Linked DNA regions of Mus musculus: region 1 is linked to region 2. The links are chromatin loops, found by intact Hi-C in ENCODE. Cell type or tissue: left cerebral cortex. All regions are shown on one strand. Links, peaks and the distances in the headings refer to the core of each region. The heading gives the core; the rest is flanking DNA.

Region 1 (2,908 bases), core at 322-2,821, 1.3 Mb before region 2:
TTGTCATTTCATAATATTTTCACGAAGTTATTCTTATCTCATGAACTCAAACTATATTCATTTTCAAGTGGCACCATGATACACATCAATATTACCTCTTGTATACCAAAGGCAACACTGAAATTAGTCTCAACAAAACCTTAAAGGGATATTTAAAGAAAAAGTATTTAGTTTTTGAGCTACATTTAAGACGCTTATGCTCAGATTTTTCTATTTTCATTACATTTCTGACAAGCATTACATATATATGTATATATAATGTATTATATATATACATACATATATAGTCAATACACATGTACAGTATAAACAAGTTCCATTTTTTCCTAACATCAGTACATGCATCAGCATTTATTAGTTTAGGCAATATTCAACTGTATTTGTGAGCATCTATCATTTGTTTCAGTCAGAGTAAGTTTCTTTTCCTTCAGGTTAGCAAAACTTTCAAATTTCTAAATTCTAACCTGAAAAGGGCGTTAGAGAATCTTAAGTCGGCTTTTTAATAATGAGGCCAAAAGTAGAAATGATAAGTTTGCGCAACCACAAACTCATTCAAATTTGTAGTCCAACGGATGATCATTAAAGCTATGTTTGAACAGGATCAGTACAACTTTTCCTCTGTAGGAGAGGCTGGAGCTATGGTTTAGTATCAAGAAGTTGTTGTGATCTTGTACCCGAGTTTTCAAGTCTTCACTGTCCTTTGAAGTGTAGCACTAGCAGGGCATCTTTTTTTTGTTTGTTTTGTTTTTCGAGACAGGGTTTCTCTGTGTAGCCCTGGCTGTCCTGGAACTCACTCTGTAGAACAGGCTGGCCTTGAATTCAAGAAATCCGCGTGCTTCTGCCTCCCGAGTGCTGGGATTAAAGGTGTGCGCCACCACGCCCGGCCACTAGCAGGGCATCTTAAGCTATACTCATTTGTTTTATTTGGAATAGGTCATGGGACAGTTTACCTTGTTACAAGGTCAGGCTGGCAGGCTTCTTCTCTGGTTATGTGGGGCCCGCCAGGTGGCCTCAAGGACTAGTCTGGCCTATGAAGTTTCCAGTTTCAACTGGTAAGGATTTTGAGATTAACTACCACACCTAACGCTTGGCCAAACTGATGGCACTTTGATTTTAGAAACTTAACTGGACCCTGGCTACAGGCATTCCAGCACGCACGTCCCTATCAATTCCATTCAGAATTAAGAATCACGCTAGAATCCCAACACTGGGACAGGAACGGAAACCCACTCCTCCGCTTCAGTCAGAGGACCGCGCCAGCTGAGGTTCCTCAGGCGGTCAGCAGCGAGGGACGCGGTGGCCAGGCCTCGGGGATGACCGCTGCTCTGGACCTCAGTCCGCGTTTCTTCAGAGTGGCAGGAGAGGGAGCGCGCGCCGAGGAAATCCCCAGATCGGCCACACCCCGCCTCCGCAGACGCCAAGCCCGCCCACCATCCGCACACCGGAAGTGTACAGGGAGGACCCGCCACGTCCCAGGCGCCCGCTGACGTCAGCGCGCCGACGTCACGTGCCGACCTTCCGGCGATGGGTGGTCCCGGGCGTAGGTGGGGAGGCGGGGCGGGGGCGGGGCTCGTGGCCAGCCCAGGCTGTGCAGGGTAGGTGGGCGCAGACCGAGCGACTACGGGTCGGGGCTGGGCTCAGCGCGCTGCGAACAAAGGAGTCTGCGGCGGTTCCCGGCTCCGCGGAGGACCAAAGCTTCGCTGGACTCTTGAGGCTCCGCGGCTCCGGATCGGCTTCCCCTCGGTTCCACCGCGGGCGCCGCGGCACCTGCCGCCGAGTGCTGCCCAGGAAGTCTGTCCCGTCCGGGGCTCATGATGGGGCTGATCTTCGCTAAACTGTGGAGCCTTTTTTGTAACCAAGGTGAGGCCGGCGGGAGGGTGGACGCGGCGCTGGCAAGTCCAGATTGAGATCTGGATAGGGTTCGGGGTAGAACTCGGATCTGGGGACCCGGAGCCCGGGCAGGGGACGCACCCGATGGCCAGGAATCCCACGCGTGTGCAGCTTTTAGCCAACCAAGGTGAAAACATATTCCTGCAATCTGTTTGCGGGCCTTTCCGGTCTCAGCGAACCATCTTTTAGGTCTGATTAGCCCCAAGAAAGTGTCTCCCCGAGAACCCAAAACTTTCCGTTTGTTTAACACGAAACAGGAGTTTTGCACTGTTTACCTTCCTCTTGTCTATGCCAATGCACCTTCACGTTGTCTGACTTGGCTCTGATTTCTGTTCGTCAAGACTTAGAATGAGTGAGTATTCAGGTGCACGGGTTTCTGAAATTTTTACACATACACACAGCTTCCCCTCCTCCCCGTAGGCGTGAAAAAAAAAATCTAAATGCTCTCGGTTATGTGTAAGATGTTACGTGGCCGTAATTATTCTAGAACAGGTCATGAATTACCTAGAAGTTGTAAAACCTGTTCCGAGGCAGAATAAGCAATGCTGTCTTGAGAAGAGTCACTACTAGACAGAAAGGGGTCCAATGATAAAGTCTTCGTCTTTCTTGTAACAGAATGGTTTCTGAGTATTAAGACCAAATTTTGTTCCCATTTGTTTCATTTTGTAGGGCATGATTTATAAACTACTTTTGTTTTTATGAAGGTACCAAGTCTTTGCCATTATTAAGGTCCTTTGTTTTGTGGATTTAAACCGTGAAATCATTTTGAATGGCATTAATTCACTTGTTCTGAACGCTGATTTTTAAAAAGCCCCTTTCAAGCTTATGAATACATGCAAGCACACTGGCACATGTGTGTGTATGCAAGTACCACAGATAAATACTCCCTTTTAAGTGACTTTGGAGTGTCCAAACTGAAGCTCCCGGCGATGTTTCTCAGTAATGTCATGCACTATTTTTCAGCAACTTAACATTTTCTAATGATTGTAAAAGTACTATGTCAAGAACAATTTCAACA
Region 2 (2,908 bases), core at 182-2,681:
TGGGCGGATGGCGTCCGGGAGACTAGAATCTGCCACCGCCCCACTCGCACCAGTCCTCGGGTGTTTGGGGCCGCAATGGTCCTCTGGCTTTCCCCAGCCAGTCTTCTCGGGCTTCATCTGTGGGAGACTTTTCTGGCGCCCCCTCTCCCCCGAGAAAAGCTCAGCCAATGGACAGGTTGGTGCTGGCTGCGGGTTTTGGGAGGAAGGTGGGAGAAGCCTGGAGGAGAGAAGGGGAGGGAGGAGGGCGGAGGGAAGAGAGGAGGGTTCAGCGGTAGATCTAGCAAATGGCAAGCCGCCTTCCCTCCCCAAAGTGTAGAGCTGGAGCGCGGGGGAGCGCGGCGGCGCCTCCGCCACCAAACTCCTGGGGCTCCGCGGCGTTCGGAGCCACCTCCTGCCTAGCCCGGAGGGGCTCTCTTACCAGGCTGCAACCTCACTTTCCCGTTTTTCTTTTTCTTTAAAAAACACCCCCACCTCTCTTCTGCTCACAGCAGCTGGTGCATTCCCGGCTCTACTCTCCGGAGCTGCCCATCCCTCCGGCTGCGGGCGAGGACGCGCGCTCAGCCTTGGGCGAAGCAAAGAAGAAAAACTTGTCAGAGGGGTTTCTCCAGCCTCCACTAACCTCCTTCTCTCGGGAACACCAACCACCCGCCGGGGCCAGACCTAAGTCTGGGAAAGTTCCTCCGGTGCTCAGCGCCCTCTTGAATCTGGAACAGCACCGGCGCAGCCAGTGGAATTAGATCTGTTTTGAACCCAGTGGAGCGCGTCGCGGGCGCTCGGAAGTCACCGTCTGTGGGCGCCCGGGTGGCGCTGCCTGAGAGGACCCGGGAGTTTGCCGACCCTACTGCAAGTGACCTTTCCTCCCCTCACTTGGTTGATTGTGTCTCAGTTGGGGGCTGCGAGGGTGACAAGTTGCAGTGAGAGCTCCCGAAGTTCGGAGAGGGTTCAGCTGTCTCTCCTTCACTTCTGTTACCCGGAGTGAAATCCTAGCGAAACTGTCAGAGGCCTCCGGATCCCACCCAAGACTCACCAGCAGAGCTCGGCCGTGTCGCCCCATCCCCAGGGATAACCCCGGAGCCCAGGGTCTCAAGAAAAAATTCGTTGGGCAGGGGAGAGAGGTCGCGGCAGCGGCATGGCAAGGTTCCGGAGGGCCGACCTGGCCGCAGCAGGAGTTATGTTACTTTGTCACTTTTTAACAGACCGGTTCCAGTTCGCCCACGGGGAGCCTGGACACCATACCAATGGTAAGAAGTACTTTTCTCAATTGTTTTTGTGTGTGGCTGAAGATCCTTCCGGTGTCTTCGAACCTCCATCCTCATCTCACACCCACCCAAAGTATCTGCCCTTGGGAAACTTATCCTAGTTGTTTTTCTGGGAAACTTGAGTTTCTCGAATGGGGAAAGAGGTTTGCTTGATCAAAAGGTGTGGGAAACCAGGACTTCCCTGAAGCTATGATGCTTACTCCACCTGGGCGCCAGGGGGTGGTCCTGCCTAACCCCAAGTAGCCCAAAGAGGTCGGGGTGTGAGAGAGCCTGCTGCTGCGGATACCTCTCTGAATCTTGGTTACATCAGGTTGTTTCCCCTCTGGATTCTCATCCCTTGGAGCTCAGAGGCTCTTCCCTGTGCGCCGCGGAAGGGATGGATGGATGAACAATCTGATGACAGTCAGGGATGGCAGGTCGCCCCGTGCCAAGGGAAAACGCCTTGTGTCTGCACATCCCTCCTTCAGGCTATCCTCACTAGTTTTCTCATTGTGGGGTTACTAAGTGGATGCAGTAGAAGCAGCGGGGTTCAGGGATAGAGAAGAGGTGGAGAAGATGGGGACCAGTCGTGCCTATGAGGACAAGCCCTGGCCCCATTGTCCTCTGCCTGTCTGTTTCACAGACAGGCCCCAACATGCCAGCAGTTCCTCAGGGTTTCTTGACACTGTCCCTGGAGGAGAAGGGCCTCCAGATACTTGCAATTGGCCGCACCCTGTGCCCTGGTGATCTGTCTGGTTAGGTGTGTGGTAGTGAAGTGTCCTCCTACTGAGCAGGGACTGGCTAATCCAGCTTTCTCCCAAGACCACTCATTCCACTGTGACCCCACAGATTGCTCCCCATCTCTGCCCTTCAGCAAAGAAATGAACAGGCAGGTCAGTGAAACACTGGGGCAGGAATCTGTGAACTCTTGTAGACTCCCAGCAGGAGTGAGAGCAAAGAGCACTTGAAGAGAAAAAGAAAGGAAAACTTCCTGGTTAGGACAATCACTTTGGTTCTGTTTTGCTCTGTACACCTCTTTGTTTAATTCAAGAAAGACTGGTAAATGGTTCTTCAGAAAGTATGCATGTATACCCAGCTGTCAGCCTTCAAGGAGTCACAGAAAGAAGTCCGGGAGGTACACCTGGGGACTCCAGGTGAGAATAAGAGTTTACAAAAACCTTGAATAAAATGTTACCATCTTGAGACAAATAGGATAATCCAAGTCATGCGTGTACCTGAGTTGCAAATTTTAAGAGAGGAAAAAAATTACTTTCTTGGTGCTCCTATTTAAGGCTGGCTCCTATTTAAGTGTGTGTGTGTGTGTGTGTGTGTGTGTGTGTGTGTGTGTGTGTGTGTGTGCTGGGGACCAGCACATGAAGACCACAGGATAAAAGCTGAGATTAAAATTCTTGGATTTTTTTTGTCACCTCTGGTCATCCTCATCAATGAACATAAGTTCTTGGCTATTTATAATTTATATTAGCACACCATATTTCTGTTTATTTTCTTGGCACATTGCATTGGCTGAAAAAAATAACAGTTTTACTTTCTTCAGAAAGCAACACTTTAAAAGATGCAGTAGTCATCTCCATAAGCTTATTTGGAGTAAATGAATATGCAAAGCAATTTTGCAAAAAAGGAGGGGACATTCATCCTGAGTTGTTTGTTTA

The links. Hi-C counts contacts between places; a loop is a spot of excess contacts. Peaks named below come from ENCODE experiments on the same cell type or tissue, not always from the same donor. Only the 100,000 strongest peaks of a DNase experiment are listed, where the experiment ranks them.
Region 1: it touches region 2 in a loop (8-fold over the local background); 2 of 42 quality-filtered maps call a loop at or near these places.

What each region holds. Positions count from the first base shown.
Region 1 is chr2:15,053,715-15,056,622 of GRCm38, forward strand. Arl5b (ADP-ribosylation factor-like 5B) reads left to right here and starts at 1,606. Exons shown (of 6, transcript NM_029466.5): 1 at 1,606-1,860. The coding sequence starts at 1,815. It also overlaps a transcript of Nsun6 not described here. In left cerebral cortex, for the core only: a CTCF peak has its summit at 1,362; DNase peaks (open chromatin) are centred at 1,467 and 2,261; H3K4me3 peaks cover 2,115 bases; H3K27ac peaks cover 1,646 bases.
Region 2 is chr2:16,355,997-16,358,904 of GRCm38, forward strand. Plxdc2 (plexin domain containing 2) reads left to right here and starts at 308. Exons shown (of 14, transcript NM_026162.6): 1 at 308-1,241. The coding sequence starts at 1,130. In left cerebral cortex, for the core only: a CTCF peak has its summit at 1,491; DNase peaks (open chromatin) are centred at 283, 1,612 and 2,160; H3K4me3 peaks cover 2,377 bases; H3K27ac peaks cover 2,229 bases.